Regions from separate parts of the Homo sapiens genome. Here regions 1 and 2 are each linked to region 3. Evidence: read pairs that join two places in POLR2A ChIA-PET (ENCODE). Cell type or tissue: MCF 10A. All regions are shown on one strand. Each heading gives the region's core, and the rest is flanking DNA. Links, peaks and the distances in the headings are about the cores only. Region 1 has its middle 12 kb from the start of ZNF485. Region 2 overlaps ZNF487 (zinc finger protein 487). Region 3 overlaps HNRNPF (heterogeneous nuclear ribonucleoprotein F).

What was found. Peaks named below come from ENCODE experiments on the same cell type or tissue, not always from the same donor. Only the 100,000 strongest peaks of a DNase experiment are listed, where the experiment ranks them.
Region 1: POLR2A ChIA-PET joins it to region 3 with 5 read pairs; 2 of 35 experiments call an interaction of 5 or more read pairs at or near these places.
Region 2: POLR2A ChIA-PET joins it to region 3 with 6 read pairs; 33 of 35 experiments call an interaction of 5 or more read pairs at or near these places.

The regions. Positions count from the first base shown.
Region 1 is chr10:43,591,031-43,598,259 of GRCh38, reverse strand. It overlaps the pseudogene LOC107984165. Among named protein-coding and RNA genes, the nearest start is that of ZNF485, 12 kb to the left of the region's middle. RefSeq lists an enhancer at 2,625-2,704. In MCF 10A, for the core only: no CTCF peak of the experiment used is centred there; no DNase peak of the experiment used is centred there.
Region 2 is chr10:43,445,257-43,452,485 of GRCh38, reverse strand. The region is part of intron 1 of ZNF487 (zinc finger protein 487); the gene reads right to left. Among named protein-coding and RNA genes, the nearest start is that of ZNF487, 12 kb to the right of the region's middle. In MCF 10A, for the core only: no CTCF peak of the experiment used is centred there; no DNase peak of the experiment used is centred there.
Region 3 is chr10:43,393,301-43,400,529 of GRCh38, reverse strand. It overlaps HNRNPF (heterogeneous nuclear ribonucleoprotein F), which reads left to right. Exons shown (of 4, transcript NM_001098204.2): 2 at 3,940-4,074; 3 at 5,842-5,900. Among named protein-coding and RNA genes, the nearest start is that of HNRNPF, 12 kb to the left of the region's middle. RefSeq lists enhancers at 966-1,105, 1,644-2,529, 3,864-4,133, 4,306-5,193 and a silencer at 3,284-3,743. In MCF 10A, for the core only: no CTCF peak of the experiment used is centred there; DNase peaks (open chromatin) are centred at 3,159, 3,679 and 4,199.

The DNA of each region.
Region 1 (7,229 bases), core at 822-5,821, 200 kb before region 3:
GAATAAAGTGATTTTCTCACCACCCCCCCACCCAAAACAAAATTAATATAGGCATGCTGGCTCACATCTGCAATCCTAGCACTTTGGGATTTCAAAGCTGAGGACCTCTTGAGCCCATGAGTTTGAAACCAGCCTGAGCAACATGGTGAAACCCCATCTCTACAACAAATACAAAAAAATTAGCTGGGTGTGATGGCATGAACCTGTGGTCCCAGCTACTTGGGAGGCTGATGTGGGAGGATCGCTTGAGCCCAATAGTCCAGGCTGCAGTGAGCCGTGACTGTGCCCCTGCACTCCAGCCTGGGTGACAGAGTGAGACTCTCAAAAAAAAAAAAAAGCGTACATTCATGCAAATACGAATCAAAGAAAGTTAAACATTTCTTTCTTTTTCTTTTCTTTTTTTTTTTTTTTTGACAGGGTCTCTCTCTGTCATCCACGCTGGAGTGGCAGTCACTGCTCACTGCAGCCTCCACCTCCCAAGCTCAAACCATCCTTCTACATCAGCCCCCCAAGTAGCTGGGACAACAAGCATCAGCCACCATACCCAGCTAATTTTTTAGTTTTTTGTAAAGACAGGGGTCTCACTATGTTGCCCGGGCTCTAAACATCATTTCTTATTTGTCATTGCTCCCGATATGATTCTAACGTACCAGGCCTGGAACAGTGGGCTCACACCTATAATCCCACCACTTTGGGAGGCCAAGGTAGGAGGATCACTTGAGTCCAGGAGTTGGAGACCAGCCCGGGCAACATGGTGAGACCTCATCTCTACAAAAAAAATAAAATAAAATAAAATACAAAAAATAATCAAAATTAGCCTGGTGTGGTGGTGCATGCCTGTAGTCTCAGCTACTAGAGAGACTGAGGTGGGAGGGTCTCTTGAGCTCAGGAGGCTGAGGCTGCAGTGAGCCAACATTGCACCACTGCACTCCAACCTGGGTGAGAAAAGGAGATCCTGTCTCAAAAGAAAAAAAGCCCTGAAAGAATTCACTGCCACCAGACCCATCTTACAAGAAATGTTCAAGTGACTTCTTCAGTCTGAAAAAAAAATCGCTAATGTGAAAAAAATGGAAGTACAAAACACACTAGTAAAATTAAATACATAGAAAAACCCGGAATGCTCTAATACTGTAATTGTGGCATACAATCCACTCACAATTCTACTATGGAGCCCAATAGGCATGAGACAGAAATTTAAAAATAATAATAACAATAAGTACTGCATTTATTCACTCCAAGAAAAGCGAATAAATGCAGTAATTAAAGGTGAAGTGAGAAACACAAGTTTTTCTCTGCTGCAGGCAAGGGTATAGACAGGTCGTGGTGACCTAGCCTGCAGAAATGAACTCCAGACACCCCCAAGCAAGGTTAAAAGAAGAAAAATTCCTTTACTGTCTCTCCTGTATTGTACTATTAGTTATGACTATGTTTGCCAATGCTTGTATTTAGTAGGATTTGCAAAGTTCCTGTTTTTCTTTTGATGCAGCTGCTAGCCACTAGCTATGCAAGGCCACAGGTTATTGCCAAGGTCAGCAGTTATGCTATGGATTACATGACTAGTCACTGTAAAACTCACTGCCTTTGTTTTGCTTTTGAATGCAAGCCTATATAAGCTAAACTCTGTTTTGTTCAATGCTTAGTTTTTGGATGTGAATCCACTGAGCCGGTGCGTGCCTTAAATAAACATCCTCTTATATTCCCCATTTCGATCTCTCTGGTCCTCAGTTTACCACAACATTTTGGCAAGCCAGCCAGGAGTGGAGATGACAGGCTTACTATCTCCTTTGCCTGTGGGGCTGGAGCCCCGGGTCAAGGGAAAACTGTGACCCCAGGCGTGGCTGGGAGAACTTCAGCCCAGAGGGGAGATAGGCTCTCCTGTGACCCAGTGCCCCTACCCAGCAGTGCAACAGAACCTGAGAGGGGCTACAGGAGGATTACCAGGAGCAGCATGCTTCAGGAACCACGGTAAGGTATTGGGGCCCAAGGCAGGACCTGTTCCATAAGGACAGAAGGGGAGCCTGATCACCTCCTGGGGTGTAACTCATAATCCGACCCAGAGAGGTAGGGAGCAGTGAGAGTGGCTCACCAATTTAGATTAAACTCACACCCCAACCAACACAGGATGCGAGAGTGGCTCACTAAGTTGGTTAGGAAAAGGAAATTGGAGGTGGTGAGAGTGGCTCACTACCCTAAATAGGAACACAGGAACTGGGAGTGGGGAGGTGTGTGAAAGTGTGTGAAAGAAACAGTTTCAAAAGGAACCAATGCGGGGAGTGATGTGGGGAGTCATAAATCTCTTAGCGTGCACTGTGTGCTCCAAGCAAAGTGTGGGGCTGACCTGGACTAGTGGCAAGCTGCATGCAACTAATAGGAGCTGCCCCACAGCTCAGAGTTGTGGTGGGAATAAGAACCCCTCCAAAGCTAAGCGGCATCTGAAAACTCCCTCAATAGGAGACAGTCTGGTCAGCCTGAGGCAAAAGGAACAGTGAGTGTACTGCGCCACAAAGGGAGGAATGGAAGGAAAGTCATCAAAACCCACTCCATTGGAGTGCAAGTTACAGACCTTTAAGAAATATTTTGCAGGGGATTATGGAGTTAAGCTGACCCCCCAAAGGTTGAGAACTCTCTGTGAATTAGAATGGCCTCCTTTTGGTATTGGATGGCTGACCAAAGGAACTATAGACAGGGAAATAATTGGCCATGTATTTAAGGTGGTGACAGGGGTCGGAGGACAGCCTGGGCATCCAGATCAATTTCTTATATTGACTCATGGTTAAATATAGTACAAACAAGACTGGCCTGGATCCAGCCCTGTTTAGCAGCTTATCAGAAAACACTTGTGGCCTGAGCTGAGCCAAAAATGAAAGTAAGAGCAGCTTCGCTGGCAGACACAGAGTTAAAGGGAAAGTCCCAGAGGAAGCAAAAGAAGCCAGTCTTGCAGGAGCTGCCAGAAGGAGCAGAGATTCTTCCTCCATGTGTTCCACCCTTTGCTGAGGCCAACAGCCCCCCAAGAACGAAATTCAGGAGCTAGCACACCCCAGGTTTCACCCCAAAGGGAAGGATCGGAGCCTCGAGAGGCCAGGGAAGGAAGTCAAGATAGTCAAGCAGGCCGTCTCAGATCTGACCATGCTTAAGCTATGCAAGTGCCTCTCAGGGAGACGTGAGGACCCATTTATTGTGATGACCAAGGCCAAGTCCAGGGGGGGCAACGGACTTGCATCTATCAGCCCTTTTCAACCACTGATCTCTTAAACTGGAAACACCATACTCCCTCCTATATGGAGAATCCCCAAGCTCTTATAGATCTGATGCAGTCCATCCTTCTGACACACAATCTAACCTGGCCAAACTGCAGGCAGCTTCTTCTCACACTGTTTAACACTGAGGAACACAGGAGAGTAACCCAGGCAGCTCTCCACCAGCTTGAAGCCCATGCACCAGCAGACACAGTGAATGCTCAGGCATACACTCCGGGCCAGTTCCCAGACCAAGATCCCAGCTGGGACCTGGAAGATGTGACCCAGCTTCAGCATTTGCAGAGGTACTAAGAGGCACTTCTGCAAGGGCTAAGGGATGGTGGAAAAGAGGCAATCAATATAGGAAAGATCTCAGAGGTGCTTCAGGGAAGTGATGAGAGCCCTAGCCAGTTTTATGAAAGACTCTGTGGGGTATACCAGCTTTTCACCCCATTTGTCCCTGAGGCTGTTGAACATCAGCATATGGTAAATACATCATTTATAGGACAGGCCCAGGGTGACATAAAGTGAAAGCTTCAGAAACTGGGAGGCTTCTCAGGCATGAATGCCACCCAGCTTATAGAAGTGGCCACTAAGGTGTATGTTAACTGTGACCAGGAGGCAAAGAAGGAAGCAGATCAGAGGCTTAAGAAAAAGGCCAATTTGTTGGCAGCAGCCCTTATAGAAAGAGAGATTAGTAATGTGAGAGGACATGGACATGGACGTGGATGTGGAAGAGGTCTAGTTAGACAGGGATTCAAGAGCTGACCAAGGCTAGAGAAGGATCAATGTGCACAGTGTAAAAAGAAGGAACACTAGAAGGATGAATGTCCAAAAGGCAATGAGGGAAATGGCCAAGGCTGTGAGACAAAGAGGCCATTGGCCAGGGGCTGCTGCACCCTAGAGGAACCAGATACTGATCTAATCGGGCTGGCAGGGGCTGAAGGATATGAGGACTAGGACAGACCAGGATCATTCTCATTGGGCCTCCAGGAGCTTATGGTCACATTAGAAGTTGGAGGACAATTGATGGACTTTATGGTAGATACTGGGGCTGAACACTCTGTAGTAACTCAACCCTTAGTGCCATTATCCAAGAACTATAAAACTATTGCAGGGGCTACTGGAGTCTCAGAGAAGAGGCCATTCTGCCAGTCAAGGAGGAGTGTTATAGGAGGATGAAAAGTTCAGCATGAATTCCTATAGCTCCTAAACCGTCCAGTTCCCTTGTTAGGGAGAGACCTACCTCAAAAACTGCACGCACAGGTTACTTTTGGCCCACAGGAAGATATGACTTTAAATCTAAGTCACCCGAAGGCCATGGTGTTAATCTCTATCATCCCACAGGCTGAGGAGTGGAGACTTTATGGAAAGAAACTACAGGCACCAACGCAGCCTTGTACATAGGATGAAGAGAAATTATTTCAGTTAGTTAGAGAAATTCCTGGAGTTGGGCTGAAGACAATCCATCTGGGTTAGCTGTAAATCAGGCACCAGTAGTAATAGAATTAAAACCAGGAGCAACTCCTGTTCGGGTTCGTCAGTACCCAGTTCCCCAAAAGGCTGTATGGGGCATCTGTAAACACTTAGAGTGGCTCTATAAACATGGCATTTTAGTCCAATGCCAGTCGCCCTAAAATATTCCACTTTTACCAGTACAAAAGCTGCTGCCAGGACCAAGGTCTGATGAGTATAGACCAGTGCAGGACTTGTGTGTTGTGAACCGGGCCACAGTAACCATCCATCCAGTGGTACCCAACCTGTATACTTTAATAGGACTTATTCCAGCAAGTGCTACCTGGTTTACAGTCTTAGAATTAAAGGGCGCTTTCTTTTGTATCCACTTGGCACCAATTAGTCAGCCTATCTTTGCATTTCAATAGGACAAAGAAGCTACACAGTTCACCTGGACTAGGCTCCCACAAGGGTTTAAAAACTCTCCCACAATCTTTAGGGAAGCATTGGCCTCAGACCTCAAGGCCTATACCCCACCAAATGATAACTGCCCCTTGTTACAGTACTTGGATGACCTTCTTGTGGCAGCCCCAAACCGAGAGGACTGTTATCAGGGAAACGAGGATCTCCTCTATCTCCTGTAGAAAGCAGGTTACAAAGTATCTAAAAAGAAAGCCCAAATTTGCCATGAAGAGGTTAAATATCTAGGTTTCATAGTGAGCCACAGGGAATGCCGGCTTGGCTATGAGTGAAAGCAAGCCATTTGTGTGCTTCCAACCCCAACCACCCGACATCAAATAAGAGAATTTTTAGGGACAGCAGGATTCTGCCACATCTGGATTCCAAATTTCCCACTGATGGCTAAGCTGTTATATGAAGCCACAAAGGGGGGAGAAAAGGAGCCCCTCCTTTTGGAAACTAATCAGGAAATAGCAGTCAAACAGATCAAGGAAGCTTTAACTCAGGCTCCAGCCTTAGGACTACCAGACATAACTAAGCCTTTCTTTCTATATGTTCATGAACGAAAAGGAATTGCTGTAGGGGTTCTGATTCAAGTGATAGGGTCATGGCATCACCCAGTGGCATATTTATCCAAACAACTGGACTCCATGGTGCTGGGATTGCCTCCTTGCCTTAAGGCATTAGCCACCACCATCTTGTTAACACAAGAAGCTAGCAAATTCATTTTAGGACAGCAGCTAACCGTCTGGGTGCCACATTCAGTTATAACTTTGATGGATCAAAGAGGGCATCATTGGTTATCAAACCAGAAGATGACTCAGTACCACAGGCTTCTGTGTAAAAATGCTTACATTATTTTAGAAAGAGTGAACACCCTAAACCCAGCTACTCTGCTCTCAGTTGAACCAGGAGCTCCCCTCCATGACTGTGTCAAAATGGTAGATGCAGGTACTCTCCAGTTGGAAAGATCTTACAGACAGACCCCTCAGAGACCCAGATGTCAAGTACTTCACAGATGGGAGTAGTTTTGTGCTAGAAGGGGTTCAACATGCCAGGTATGCAGTGGTAACATTGAACTCAGTATTAGAGACTCAGCCTCTGCCTACTGGAACATCTGCTCATGCCAAGACCAACTCAGTCGTGGAGACCATAACCCAGCGGCACTAGAGGAATTAAAGACAAACATACAGAAATATAGAGTGTGGAGTGGGAAATCAGGGGGCTGACAGCCTTCAGAGCTGAGAGCCATGAACAGGGATTTACCCACATATTTATTGACAGCGACCCAATGATAAGTATTGTTTCTATAGATTATAGATTAACTAAAAGTATTTCTTATGAGAAACAAAGAGATGAGCCGAAACAAAGAGATAAGCTCTGGCTAGTTATCTGCAGCAGGAACATGTCCTTAAGGCACAGAAAGCTCATGCTATTGTTTATGGTTTAGGAATGGCTTTAAGTGGTTTTCCACCCTGGGTGGGCCAGGTGTTCCTTGCCCTCATTCCAGTAAACCAACAACCTTCAGCATGGGCATCATGACCATCAAGAATATGTCACAGGCCTGCAGAAATTTTGTTTATGGACAGTTTTGGGGCCAGTTTATGACCAGATTTGGGGGCCTGTTCCCAACATGTTACCCCTTTTTGTGTTTGCAAGACGATAAAAGCAAAGACGGCTTTATCACACTGAGCTACTTCTTGCAGGAGTCGGGAGCCACATCTGCAGACTGTATAAAGACAACACAGATTAAAAGCACAATCATCATTGAAATCACAAAGCCTTCAAGTGTTTTTATCTATTTTAATGGGTTACTAGCTGCTAATCCGTCTGCAGCTCCTTCAAGCATTCCAGTTCCTGGCATTAAGGTCAGGTGTGCCTGGGATGCTTTAAATACTTGTTCTTTTAATTTTTCAACATCCAAAGACAAGTTTGTAGAGTGTTCTTCTGGATGCTTTTTTTAATTATTTCCCAAATTTTTATGTTATTAAGAGCCATTAATAGTTTCCACAAATCCTATGTTTAGCTCCTACAGTAGGCCATATCATTTGAGGTTGAGGTGCCACTATACCGCCATGT
Region 2 (7,229 bases), core at 728-5,727, 52 kb before region 3:
CAGCTACTGGCAGCTGTGATCAGGGCCCTGCACGCCAGCCTGGGTGACACAAGACCCTGTCTCCAGAAAAAGAAGAAAAAAAAATGGCTTGAGAGCAGGGAAGAGAGACTGGCTTTGGGTGTTATTAAGGTTAAGGAGTGGGGGGGAAATGAAGGCTCCAATGCACATGCTGGGGCCTGCATGGCTTGAACTTGCCTTTAGAGCCAAAAGAGGAAGCACCTGGGCTTTTGAATCAGCCATCCAGGTGTGGGACAGAAGGGGAGGGAAGAGGTGGGGCTTGAGAGCTGACAGTAGTCAAAGATAAAATATGGAGTCAGACTCTCTAGTTCATAAAAACTACATTTACATAGAATGTAAAAAAATGGAAAATTAAAAGAGAATTGACCAACAAAGATGAAATTGCAGCAAAGAAAAAGTGATAACACAGGAAGTGAAACTCGAATTGAGCATTTCCTGCAGTGCCACCCAGTCCTTGTTCTCATCATGCAGGTTTCCTGCTCCTCGCAGAGCCAGCAAAGTTTACTTTGCGGTGTAGGAACTCTCTTCTAGTTGTCCTCTTCTTTTCCACCCTACCATCAACTGGCAGGCTTTGCAAGTGCTCCCATAATAATGGTGCAAACTGGCCAGGTGCGGTGGCTCACGCCTGTAATCCCAGCACTTTGCGAGGCTGAGGTAGGAGGATCACCTGAAGTCGGGAGTTCGAGACTAGCCTGACCAACATGGAGAAACCCCGTCTCTACTAAAAATACAAAATTAGCCAGGCGTGGTGGCCCATGCCTGTAATCCCAGCTACTCAGGAGGCTGAGGCAGGAGAACTGCTTGAACCCGGGAGGTGGAGGCTGCAGTGAGCCGAGATCACGCCATTGCACTCCAGCCTGGGCAACAAGAGCAAAACTCCATCTCAAAAGAAAAATAATAATAATAATAATGGTGCAAACTTTGGCCAGGCACAGTGGCTCAAGTCTATAATCCCAGCACTTTGGGAGGCCAAGGCGGGTGGATCACCTGAGATCAGGACTTCGAGACCAGCCTGACCAACATGGTGAAACCCCGTCTCTACTAAAAATACAAAATTAGCCAGGCCTGGTGGCGCACACCTGTAATCCCAGCTACTCAGGAGGCTGAGGCAGGAGAATCACTTGGATCCAGGAGGTGGAGTTTGCAGTGAGCTGAGATCGCACCATTGCACTCCAGACTGGGCAACAAGAGCAAAACTCCATCTCTAATAATAATAATAATAGGCCATCCATGGTGGTTCACGCCTGTAATCCCAGCACTTTGGAAGGCCGAGGCAAGCGTATCACCTGAGGTCGGGAGTTCACAAGCAGTCTGACCAACATGGAAAAACCCCGTCTCTACTAAAAATACAAAATTAGCTGGGCGTGGTGGCACATGCCTGTAATCCCAGCTATTAGGGAGGCTGGGGCAGGAGAATCCTTGAACCTGGGAGATGGAGGTTGCAGTGAGCCAAGATCGCGCCATTGCACTCCAGCCTGGGCAACAAGAGCGAAACTCCATCTCAAAAAATAATAATAATAAAAAAATAATAATAATGGTGCAAACTCTGAAGTTTACAACGTGGCTCCAAATGTATTACTAGTAGGATCACCATAGTGCAAGTGTTATCACCTTTAGAGACGAGGAAATAGAGATGTCAAGGCTTTTTTTTCTTCTAAGTCATTGGTATCTACTGTTATTTTATACTTCACAGCCACTTAAATTTAGATGCTAAATTTACATCAGAAATACTTGATCTATAATTAGATTTTATTAAATTTACTATGGATAAAAAGGCATTCACACACCCAAATTATTCTGGGCACTTAAAAGCTTTCCGGCTGGGCATGGTGGCTCACGCCTATAATCCCAGCACTTTGGGAGGCCGAGGCGGGCAGATCACCTGAGGTCAGGAGTCGAACTCCTGGCCAACATGGTGAAACCCCGTCTCTACTCAAAATACAAAAAATTAGCCAGGTGTGGTAGCACATTCCTGTAATCCCAGATACTCAGGAGGCTGAGGCAGCAGAATCACTTGAACCCAGGATGCAGAGGTTGTGGTGAGCCGATATCTCACCATTGCACTCCAGCCTGGGCAACAGAGTGAGACTCCGTCTCAAAAAAAAACAAAGCAAAAAAGAGGCCGGGCTTGGTGGCTCACACCTGTAATCCCAGCATTTTGGGAGGCCAAGTCGGATGGATCACCTGAGGTTGGGAGTTCGAGACCAAACTGACCAACATGGAGAAACCCTGTATCTACTAAAAATACAAAATTAGCCTAGCCGGGTGTGGTGGCACATGCCAATAATCCCAGGTACTCGGGAGGCTGATGCAGGAGAATCACTTGAACCCGAGAGGCGGAGGTTGCAGTGAGCCAAGAACGTGCCATTGCACTCCAGCCCGGGCAAAAAGAGCAAAACTCCGTCTCAAAACAAAAAAGTTTTCCAATAACTGAATCAAGTATCAGTATTTAAATTAAAACTTACATTAAAAGTAAAAGTAAACATTCAGGCCTGGCATGGTGGCTCACACCTGTAATCACAGCACTTTGGGGGCCAAGGCAGGTGGATCACCTGAGGTCAGGAGTTCGAGACCAGCCTGGCCAACATGGGGAAACCCCGTCTCTACTAATAATACAAAAATTAGCCAGGAGTGGTGGTGGGTGCCTGTAATTCGAGCTACTTGGGAGGCTGAGGCAGGAAAATCACTTGAACACAGGAGGCGGAGGTTACAGTGAGCTGAAATAGTGCCACTGCACTCCAGACTGGGCGACAGAGTGAGACTCAGTCTCATTAAAAAAAAAAAAAAAATGCTTCAATACATGTTAACTGCTGAGGAACATTACAACAATATAAACAGAAATAAGCTCAAAATGCATGTTGAAGCATTACAAAATACTGAAAAGGAATTTTTTTTTAAATACTGAATTCACAAGCTTATAGTTCACTTCTGTAACACAGCTGTTAACTCTTCCTTGGTTACTTACATAATGTTAGACTGAATTAAGTAGAATTTTCCTATGAAATTAGCTTTAAATAGTGAGTTGACTTGAATAATAATATATGCATCACTGTGCTTCAACATCCAGTCCATTTCTATTCTCTGTGACTTGTGTATGTCAATATATACCAGTGTCTTGTGGTTTCTCTCTTTTCAGTACCATTAGATATACAGTTGATTTTTTTTTTTGGAGACAGAGTCTCGCTCTGTCGCTGAGGCTGGAGTGCAGTGGCACAATCTTGGCTCACTGCAACCTTCGCCTCCCAGGTTCAAGCGATTCTCCTGCCTCAGCCTCCAAAGTAGCTGGGATTACAGGCCCACGCCGCCATGCCCTGCTAATTTTTTGTATTTCAGTAGAGACAGGGTTTCACCATGTCCCCCAGGCTGGTCTCAAACTCCTGAGCTCAGGCAATCTGCCTGGCTCACCCTCCCAAAGTGCTGGGATTACAGGCCTGAGCCACTGCACCCAGCCTTTTTTTTTTTTTTTTTTTTTCGGAGACAGGTTCTTACTCTGTCACCCAGCCTGGAGTGCAGTGATGCAATCAGAGCTCACCACAGCCTCTATCTCCTGCTCAAGTGATCCTCCTGCTTCATCCTCTCCAGTAGCTGGGACTATGGGCATCTGCCACAATGCCCAGCTCATTTTTTTTATTTTTATATATTTATTTTTTTGAAACGGAGTCTTCCTCTGTCACCTAGGCTGGAGTACAGTGGCAAGATCTTGGCTCACTGCAACCTCCATCTCCAAGGTTCAAGCGATTCTCCTGTCTCAGCCTCCCCGATAGCTGGGACTACAGGTGTGCGCCACCGCGCCCAGCTAATTTTTTATATTTTTGGTAGAGACAGGGTTTCGCCATCTTGGCCAGGTCAGTCTCAAACTCCTGGCCTCAAGTGATCCACTTGCCTCGGCCTCCCAATGTGCTGGGATTACAGGCAGGAGCCACCGCACCCAGCCGACCCCATCTCCTTAAAAAAGAAAAAAATCCACATATACATAGACCCACACAGGTCAAACCCATTTTGTTTAAGGGTCAACTGTACTTTTATTATTAGAATTCAATAAGAGATGAAATGAATGCTTGATGCCCCATCTTCAATTCTCCACTTCAGCGCAAGACGAATTGAGTAACAGGGACCAGGTTATATTGGAAAAAAAAAACATTTTTTGACAAAACGTAAGGACAAAAATGGTTTCCAATTGGCCAGGCATGGTGGCTCACGCCTGTAATCCCAGCACTTTGGGAGGCTGAGGCAGGTGGATCACGAGGTCAGGAGATCGAGACCATCCTGGCCAACACGGTGAAACCCCGTCTCTACAAAAAATACAAAAAATTAGCCGGGCATGATGGCAGGCACCTATAGTCCCAGCTACTCCGGAGGCTGAGGCAGGAGAATAGCGTGAACCCGGGAGGTGGAACTTGCAGTAAGCCGAGATCGCACCACTGCACTCCAGCCTGGGCGACAGAGTGAGACTCCGTCTCAAAAAAAAAAAAAAAAAAAAAATGGTTTCCAAGACCCTGAACATCAGAAAACAGAGAGTAATCCCTAAGAGATAGGAAACAAATGAGATGAGTCCTACAAGTGCCCCAGCTAACTGACTTGAGTAGTTTGTAGAATGTGCTACAAGGAAAAATAACTAAGGCAGAGCCTGGCAGATTCCTTGAGTTGAAAAGATAGATTTGATAGTCTGGGGAGACACAGGCAGCTAGAATTCACAGAACACAGCACCAGAGAAGAAAGAGCTGCATGGAGAGAAAACCCCAGAGACCTGCAGCGTCCCACTTGAGAGCTCAGCAGTGTATTGATCAGTACATGAGTATAAGGGCATTACCCACATCTGTCAAAAGAACCATCTAAAAAGATCAGAGGGAATAGTGCCCAGTGCTCACACAGGGCATGGAATAGTGCCTGTTCCTACACCAGGCAGATTAGAAATGTCATAATTCAGGCTGTGCGTGGTGGCTCACGCCTGTAATCCCAGCACTTTGGGAGCCCGAGGCAGGCAGATCACTTGAGGTCAGGAGTTCAAGACCAGCCTGGCCAACATAGTGAAACCCCGTCTTTACTAAAAATACAGAAATTAGCTGGGCATGGTGGCACATGCCTGTAATCCCAGCTCTCAGGAGGCTAAGGCAGGAGAATCACTTGAATCCGTGAGGTGGAGGTTACAGTGAGCTAAGATCGTGCCACTGCACTCCAGCCTGGGCAACAGAGCGAGACTCTGTCTCAAAAAAAAAATGTTGTTCTCCCTCTCCCCTCTCCGTCGTCTCCGTCTCCCGCTTTCCACGGTCTCCCCCTCTCCCTCATCTCCGTCTCCCGCTTTCCACCGTCTCCCTCTGCTGGACTGTACTGCCTCGATTTCGGCTCACTGCAACCTCCCTGCCTGATTCTCCTGCCTCAGCCTGCCGAGTGCCTGGGATTGTAGGGGCACGCTGCCACGCCTGACTGGTTTTTTTTTTGGTGGAGACGGGGTTTCGCCGTGTTGGCCAGGCTGGTCTCCAGCTCCTGACCTCGAGTCATCTGCCTGCCTCGGCCTCCTGAGGTGCCGGGATTGCAGACAGAGTCTCGCTCACTCAGTGCTCAATGTTGCCCAGGCTGGAGTGCAGTGGCGTGATCTCCGCTCACTACAACCACCACCTCCCAGCCGCCTGCCTTGGCCTCCCAAAGTGCTGAGATTGCAGCCTCTTCCCAGCCGCCACCCGGTCTAGGAAGTGAGGAGCGTCTCTGCCTGGCCGCCCATCATCTGGGATGTGAGGAGCCCCTCTGCCCGGCAGCCCAGTCTGGGAAGTGAGGAGCGCCTCTTCCCGGCCGTCATCCCGTCTAGGAAGAGAGGAGCGTCTCTGCCCGGGCGCCCATCGTCTAGGATGTGGGGAGCGCCCCTGCCCGGCCGCCCTGTCTGGGATGTGAGGAGCGCCTCTGCCCGGCCGCCCCGTCTGGGAGGTGAGGAGCATCTCTACCCGGCCGCCACCCCGTCTGGGAGGTGAGGAGCGCCTCTGCCCGGCCACCACCCCATCTGGGAGGTGAGGAGCGCCTCTGCCCGGCGGCGACCCTGTCTGGGAACTGAGGAGTGCCTCTGCCCGGCCGCCCCGTCTGAGAAGTGAGGAGCCTCTCCGCCTGGCAGCCGCACCGTCTGGGAAGTGAGGAGAGTCTCCGCCCGGCCACCCCGTCTGGGAGGTGGGGGGCGCCCCCGCCCAGCAGCCACCCCGTCTGGGAGGTGGGTGGCGCCTCTGCCTGGCCGCCACGTCTGGGAAGTGAGGAGCCCCTCTGCCCGGCCACCACCCCGTCTGGGAGGTGTACCCAACAGCTCATTGAGAACGGGCCATGATGACGACGGCGGTTTTGTCGAATAGAAAAGGGGGAAACGTGGGGCAAAGAAAGAGAGATCAGATTGTTACTGTGTCTGTGTAGAAAGAAGTAGACATAGGAGACTCCATTTTGTTCTGTACTAAGAAAAATTCTTCTGCCTTGGGATGCTGTTAATCTATAACCTTACTCCCAACCCCATGCTCTCTGAAACATGTGCTGTGTCAACTCAGGGTTAAATGGATTAAGGGCGGTGCAAGATGTGCTTTGTTAAACAGATGCTTGAAGGCAGCATGCTCATTAAGAGTCATCACCACTCCCTAATCTCAAGTACCCAGGGACACAAACACTGCGGAAGGCCGCAGGGTCCTCTGCCTAGGAAAACCAGAGACCTTTGTTCACATGTTTATCTGCTGAACTTCTCTCCTCTATTGTCCTATGACCCTGCCAAATCCCCCCTCGGAGAAACACCCAAGAATGATCAATAAATACTAAAAAAAAATTAAAACAAAATAAAATAAAATTTTTGAGGATCAAAAAAAAAAAAAGAAAATGTCATAATTCATGGCCCATTGGGTAAAGTACTCAGGAAGATCTAGCCTTAGCAGTGGGGAATAATTTGCCCCAGAATGAACAATGCCCTGGACCTGCCTAATAATCCTGAAAAGACAAAAACCAAAGAGAACAAACTGTTTTCAGGTAACTTAACTATATCCCAGAATAAAGCTCAAGAAGATTCACAGGAATACAAAAATATCCTGCATCCAAAAAGTAAAATTCACAATGCCTAACATCCAATAAGATACCAGGCATGCAAACAGGCAAGAAAACATGACCTACAATGAGAATTACAGTATAGGAAAGATATAAAAACATCCAGTCAAAATTCTGAAAGTGGGCCAGTTGTGGTGATTCACACCTATAATCCC
Region 3 (7,229 bases), core at 740-5,739:
GAAAAGGAAAACATCCATAACAAATATGGTCTATGATCTGCTCACATACTATATACCATGATGGGGAATTTTTGCCCCCAAGATGCATCTTGTGCTTCTCATGTGGTGAACAGACACGAGCAGCAGAAGCTGTGTCCTAAAATTTCTTCAATCTAAAGGATTCACCACGAAATAAGAATATGAATACAAAGCATCCAGCACCAAAATGTATCCCAGTAAAGGGCTTTGGTAAAAAATATAAATAATTTGAACAAGTGTCCAGAGGGGAGATAATGTACAGAAGGAAAAAAGAATAATGGGCTTTTAACTTCTTTTTTTTCCCTCAGTTTTTATCTTTTTCCTATATAGAGATGGGAGTCTCACTATACTGCGCAGGCTGGTCTCGAACTCTCTTGGGCTCAAGTGATCCTCCCACCTCGGCCTCCCAAAGTGCTGGAGTTACAGGCTTGAGCCACTGCTCCTGGCCAGCTTCTACTTTAAACCTCAGCTATTTATCAAGGAAAAAAGAATTTCCCTTCTTTCTACATGAAATTCATCACTCAGTGTTCCCACTCACCCATGCTCCTGTCTGTTTAAATGTCACTTCCTCAGAACCCCAATCTGAGCTAATGCCTATTTTCTGTTTTTCGTTCATTCTAAAATTTGTCATCATATATTTGTACATTTCTTGATTTCCTACTCCACTGTTACTGGACCCACCAAGGCAGGAACTGTGTCTCTTTACCACTACAGTTCCTGTATCTTTTAGGTGCGTAGTATTTCTTGGTGAGTCAGTCAGTCTCCAGACTCAGTCATTTTTCTCTACATTACACATTCTTTCACATTCTTCTCCCACCAGTCTTCCTAGACTTGTTTCATTCCTTCCCATCTTGTCTCCATGTATCTCTTCCCACCATTCATTTTCCAGATAGCATCTAGACTGTTGTGTTAAAAAGCAAAACTCCTTTCACACCACATTCCATTAAATGCCTTCCCACTGGCCTTTGAACACCAAACCAGGCCTTTAAGGCTATGTCATCTCCTACCATTGATCTCAGACCTAGCTGCAGTTGCACAATACAACCCCTGGCTCAAGTCTTCTGCACACATTGTTCCCTCACAGGCAGGAACCCTATGGTGACTGATCAATAATTAAAACTTGCCTTGGGCCAGGCACAGTGGCTTATACCTATAATCCTAGCACTTTGGGAGGCCAAGGTGGATCAGTTGAGCCCAGGAGTTACAGACCAGTCTGGGCATCATAGAGAGACCTTGCCTCTACTAAAAAATTAAAAAAAAAATTAGCCCGGCTTGGTGGCATGCACCTGTGGTCCCAGCTACGTTGGGGAGGCTAAAGGTGGGAGGATCATTTGAGCCCAGGAGGTTGAGGCTAATGTGCCTGTCACACAGATTCAACAGTTACTAATCATGGACAGTTATTCTCCATCTCCCCACCTACTACTTTGTGGACAACTTCAAACAAATCCAAGCCATCACAAATATTTCAAGATGGATTTCTAAAACTTAATTGCTTTATTTTATAACATAACCATAATTCTGTGGGTTCTTTTATCTGGCTGGAACTATTCTGAGGTAGGACTGGCTCATTTGTCCTTGTAGTTTCCCACAGTCTACATCACTATATGCAGTATGTTACTGTTCCCTGTAATTCGTGTTATTTAGTAAGTGCATTCTAAAGACTTGCTTTCTCTCAGTTTTACAAACAGTTGTATTAGCCGGGTGTGGTTGCATGCCAGTGGTCCCAGCTACTCAGGAGGCTGAGGTTGGAGGCTTGCTTGAGCCTGGGAGGTTGAGGCTGCATTGCCATGATCGTGCCACTGCATTCCAGCCTGGGCAGCTGAGCCAGACCCTGTCTCAAAATAATAATAATTCTGTTAAAAACGTAAAACAGGCCGGGCGCGGTGGCTCACACCTGTAATCCCAGCACTTTGAGAGGCTGAAGTGGGTGGATCACAAGGTCAGGAGTTGAGACCAGCCTGACCAACATGGTGAAACCCTGTCTCTACTAAAAATACAAAAATTAGCCAGGGTGTGGTAGCGCACGCCTATAATCCCAGCTACTCAGGAGGTTGAGGCCAGGAGAATCGCTTGAACCTGGGAGGGGAGGTTGCAGTGAGCCGAGATCGTGCCATTGCACTCCAGCCCGGGCAACAGAGCAAGACTGTCTCTCAAAAAAAAAAAAAAACAACAACAACAAACTCCAAACAGGCCGGGCATGGGGCTCGCACCTATAATCCCAGTACTTTGGGAGGCCGAGGCAGGGGGATCACGAGGTCAAGATATCGAGACCAGCCTAGCCAACACGGTGAAACCACATCTCTACTAAAAACAAAAACTAGCTGGGTATAGTGGCATGGGCCTATAGTCCCAGCTACTCGGGAGGCTGAGGCAGGAGAATCGCCTTAACCCAGGAGGCAGAGGTTGCAGTGAGCCAAGATCATGCCACTGCACTCCAGCCTGGGTGACAGAGTGAAAACTGTGTCTCAAAAAAAACCAACCAAACAAACAAAACAGTCAAACATACACAAAAGTAGAAACAAGTGTAATGAAACTCTATGTATACATCAGGAGCTTTAATAAAAATTACTAGTTCATAGCACATCTTGTTTCATGTATATTTCCACTTTCCACGTAATCTGAAACATTCAAGAAATCAGGTATCATCTGCAAATATTTGTGGCTCTAAAAAGGGTCTTTTAAAGAAATAAAATTACAGTATAATGACAACAAAATTTACAATTCTGCAATATAAAATGTCACTGATCATATTATCGAAATTGCTTTATAGTTGTTCTCCAGTTCATTTGAATTAAGATTCAGAGGTCCACAAAATTGCGTTAGTTAAAAGTTTAGGAATTGCGTTAAAAAAATTTTTTTTCAAAGATTTTTTTTCAAAATCTTTACGTGTGTCCATGGTCAAATGTACAAACCAAGGTACGTCCGCTAGTTCCATTTTAGAGGCGGCCTCCCAGAGAGGGGCTGTGTCTAACTTGCTGGCTTCTCTTCCACTCTGCACTGCCCGCCCTTCCCCGTGGCTGGCACTCTGGACTTTCCCCAGGTCGCGCTCGCGCCTGGCTCCCTTCGGGAGAACTCGGAGAAATGTCTTCCCGCCGCCCTGACTCTCTCCTTCCCCCACTTCCTGCCTGGGCCCAGCGCGCGGGCCACGGGGCCGCACCTGCAGGCACGCGTTTCCCATTGGTGACATCTTGGCGGGCCCGGCAATGGCACTTCCTCCTCTGCACCCCGTGACCCACGTCCGGCTGCCGGTCTTGGATCACGAGGCCTCCGCTTCCCGGACTCCGGACCCCGCGCCTCCTCGGGGCCGACGGGCCAGTCCCTGGCGTGGTGAGCCGCCGCGCGGGCGCCCCGGCCCCGCCACTCCAGTCCCGGCCGCCCCCCCCAGGTCCCTTTCCGCCGCCCCGGTCGCTCGGAGACGGACGCAGACCTACGAGCGCCTCTTCCCTTCCCTCCCTTCAGCCGCGCTCGGCCCGCGGGTCCCCGAGCTCCCGCCTAGGCAGCGCTAGCTTGGCGGGCCGGGGAGCAGCCCCCACCCCACCTTGCCGTCGCCCTCGCTCTCGCCCTCAGGGCCCCGGAAGCCCGCCAGGGGCCCCCTCCCCTCCCCTCCCCTCCCCTCCCCCTCCCGCGAGGCGCCCTTCCCTCCGGGAACCCTCCCGTCCCTGCCCCCACTCTCCCCGCTGCGCCGCTCGCTCCGCCCCCCGCCCGGAAGCTCCCGCCCGAGCCCGCGCAGGCCCTGGGGCCGACCTTCCTGCCGGGCCGGGCGGTCCGAGGCTGCTGGAGTGCCGTGAGCAGGCCGCGGGAACGTCGCCGTCACCTTGTCTCGGGGCCTCGGCGCTGCTTCCCGCCAAAACACGTTTACCGCGCGCCCGGGCCTCCCACCTTGCGGAAGGGACCCCACCACCACTTGGATTTCTGTTGCAGGTTGAGAACAAAAACATGCACCTGGAGTTTCCCCGGAGCCCTCTGCGTGGTTGAGCTTCGGTGGAATTTCGGGGCTCTTGGCTGCCAGCCGCGCTTGCCTGGTAGCAACAGAAACCAGTCCTGCTCGCCTCCGTGGTAAGTCTAGAGCATGAAAGTCCGCGGGCCCGGCCGGGTGGACTTTGGTTTGAGAGTGGAACTAAGTGAGTAATGGGGGCGGCGCGGCCAGACGCGCTCCCAGCCTCCTGGCGAGAGTGCTGCCCGGTTTCCCGGGGGCACGGGAGTGTGTCTAGGAGGGGAGGCCAGGATCCTTCCTCGAGTCCTGTCCTGAACAAAAGAAAACGAGGTGGGTGGTGCTTGAACGGCCCTGTTTACTCTGCAGATAGCCGAACTGGTAGGACTCCGGCGCGCCCTATTTATCTTGATTGGCTCTGCCTGAAGGCAAGCGTTAATCCCGTCCAACCTGTATCACTGCGAAGAGCTCGTTCGGGAGCGCTTTTTGGAAATGCAGATTCTTAGCCCCCACCCAGATCTGTTTTAGGGTTGGTGTTTTAATTATCTAGGTGGCCCCCGTGCAAGCTCGATCTGAAAACCTCCGGGTCCAGTCACCTGGGGGAGCTGAGCAGCCCTCCCCGCCCCCAGCGCTTTCTTGGCGCTGCGGACGGGGAGACCAGACTCTTCCTCTGCGTGCGTTGGCGGTGCGCAGTGGCCGTGGTCTACAGGCTTACAGCGGCTGGTCCATTGGGGTAAATGGGTGTACGTGGGTCTGGTTGCCAGCTTGTGCATGTCCCCAGAGACGCCTCAGGGTGTTGGTCTGTGGATCACGCAGGGATAAACAAGGGCATAAGTGGATCAGATCATTAAGATGACTGGGTTCCACCCTTTAGATCCTTGAACAAGTCGGATTGTTGAAGCCTTTTGAAAACCTGATTCCAGAGTACTTGAAACTGTTTCACCCCTGAATAGGTTTCCTAATAAATGTAATGCTTTCCATTTGTACACCCCCCCAATAGTGTCTTAAGTAATAATCACTGGAAGTTTGCAAGACAAGGCAGATTTGATTATCTTCATGTTAAGACAACAGGTTCAGCATAATTAGCTGGTTTTACTAATTCCACATTTCCAAAACTCAAGCAGCTTAGTTCTCAGAATTCCATAGCCCTCAGCCCGTGTCCTAGTCCTTTGGGGCAGCGTTTTTACTGGGATGTTGGTGATCTAGTGATTATGATGTATGTTCTAGTGAAGCATATTTCAAAGAAGTTACCCAATAAAACTGAAAGTGTCTTTTGGATGTGTCTCCACACTGCTTACAGAGGGGTTCCTATAAATCAGACTGAACAATTTCTAGCAAGCACCCTTGCTCCTTGCCCATGCTATCCCAGTGAAAGAGGGGTCTTAAGGTCAAGTCCCCTGTGGTTGTCACTTCTCCCCCACCCATCTCCCTCCCAAGTGCCCTGCCCCCGATATTTAAATTTCCTCCCAGCACTTAGGGTCCTCAGTGTACAAACTTAGAATTGGGCAGAGGCGGGCGGATCACCTGAGGTCAGGAGTTTGGGACCAGCCTGGCCAACATATTGAAATCCCATTTCTACTAAAAATACAAAAATTCGCTGGGTGGGGTGGTGCACGCCTGTAATACCAGGTACTGAGGCAGGAGAATCTCATCAAGAGTAAATCTCATCAAGATCAATAAGGCGTTTCCCTTTTGTTGTGCTCTGTATTGCCCTGTGAAAAGATAATACTTCCAAAATGCTGTTAGGTGGATGGGGTGTGAGATTTAATTTAAACCCACGGGCTATATAAAGGGCTTCCCAGCTGTTTCTGTCCTTACCTGGAGTTCTGATCCCAGAGCCAGTGCCTAGGATCTGAGACCACACAGCCAATATCGCTCTGTTTTTTTTTTAGGACATTTCATTACCATCCAGAAGTGTCTCCCACTGAAGGCATCCGTGGTTGTTTTTAAGGTAAGCTATTTTAAGAAGAGCCCCTTTTCAGCTGCAGTATTTATATTTGTTATACTCAAATTTGTTTAGCAGCCTGGAGTGAAAAAAGTTTTGTCCCTAACATTAACCTTGAGCAGGACACCACAGGGCTCTTTTCAGCTTGAGTTTTAGTTAATGAAAAGCCTTAGGACTTCTGAGAAATGGAACAGAAAACCAATTCTGGAGTAAAAATAAGCAGTAAGTGTTTTAAGTGTACACATGTGTTTTGGAAAGGAATGGTCTCTTCGCCTTGCCTTCAGAGAGGAAGTAATTTTGCTTCTGAAACATTTCCTGATGCAAAACACTTATGACATGTAAAAGATTAGGCATTTTAAGTAATTCTTCTATGAAATGTTTTTATTTTTTATGCTGCTTGTATGTCTTTTTCAGCCTAGCCAGGCCACTGCCTTCTTGAGGAAGGTGTTGACCCCCCTACACATGGGCAACAGTTAATCCTGGCTAATCTTGGACCAGCTGGGTCAAGTCTGTGCTGAGGATGGGGTCATGGTGGCCAACAAAACAGGCACAAGTTTCTCCCCAGTAGGCTCCTATTGTGGGTTTAAGACCCCTTTAACAACACAAGAGTGCTGTGGTTAGTGTAGAGCATGAGACTTAATTTGGATAATGAGAAGACCTTTGAGAAAGGTGGTGTATTTGAGCTTAGACCTTAAGGATTAGTGGGATTTAGGTAGACAGAAGGTTGAACAGAGTATATTTGGGGAGAGAATTAACCATGAGTGTCAACTATGTGCGTCACATCCCTGAAGGGGCAGAGAGCTTGCCACATTCCAGGAGAAAAAAGGAAGTGATGTGAGCTTAGGTAGAAGAGTGTTGCAGGCAAAAGTTGCAAGGCCTGAGGGACCCCATTGGGCCTGTGGTCCTTGTTCTGAGGTCAGTGGGAAACCACTGAGGACTTGGATGCAGGACAGTAATGAGTTTTAAAAGTACACGTGAGCCGTAGATGGGATTGCAGTAAGGCCTAGCCACTGTGCTTGGAAAACTTTTTTTTTTTTTTGAGATGGAGTTTTGCTCCTGTTGCCTAGGCTGGAGTGCAGTGACGCGACATTGGCTCACCGCAACCTCTGCCTCCCAGGTTCAAGCGATTCTCCTGCCTCAGCCTTCCTGAGTAGCTGGGATTATAGGCATGCGCCACCACGCCTGGCTAATTTTGTATTTTTAGTAGAAACGGAGTTTCTCCATGTTGGTCAGGCTGGTCTTGAACTCCTGACTTCAGGTGACCTGCCCGCCTCAGCCTCCCAAAGTGCTAGGATTACAGGCATGAGCCACTGCGCCCGGCCTATGCTTGGACTT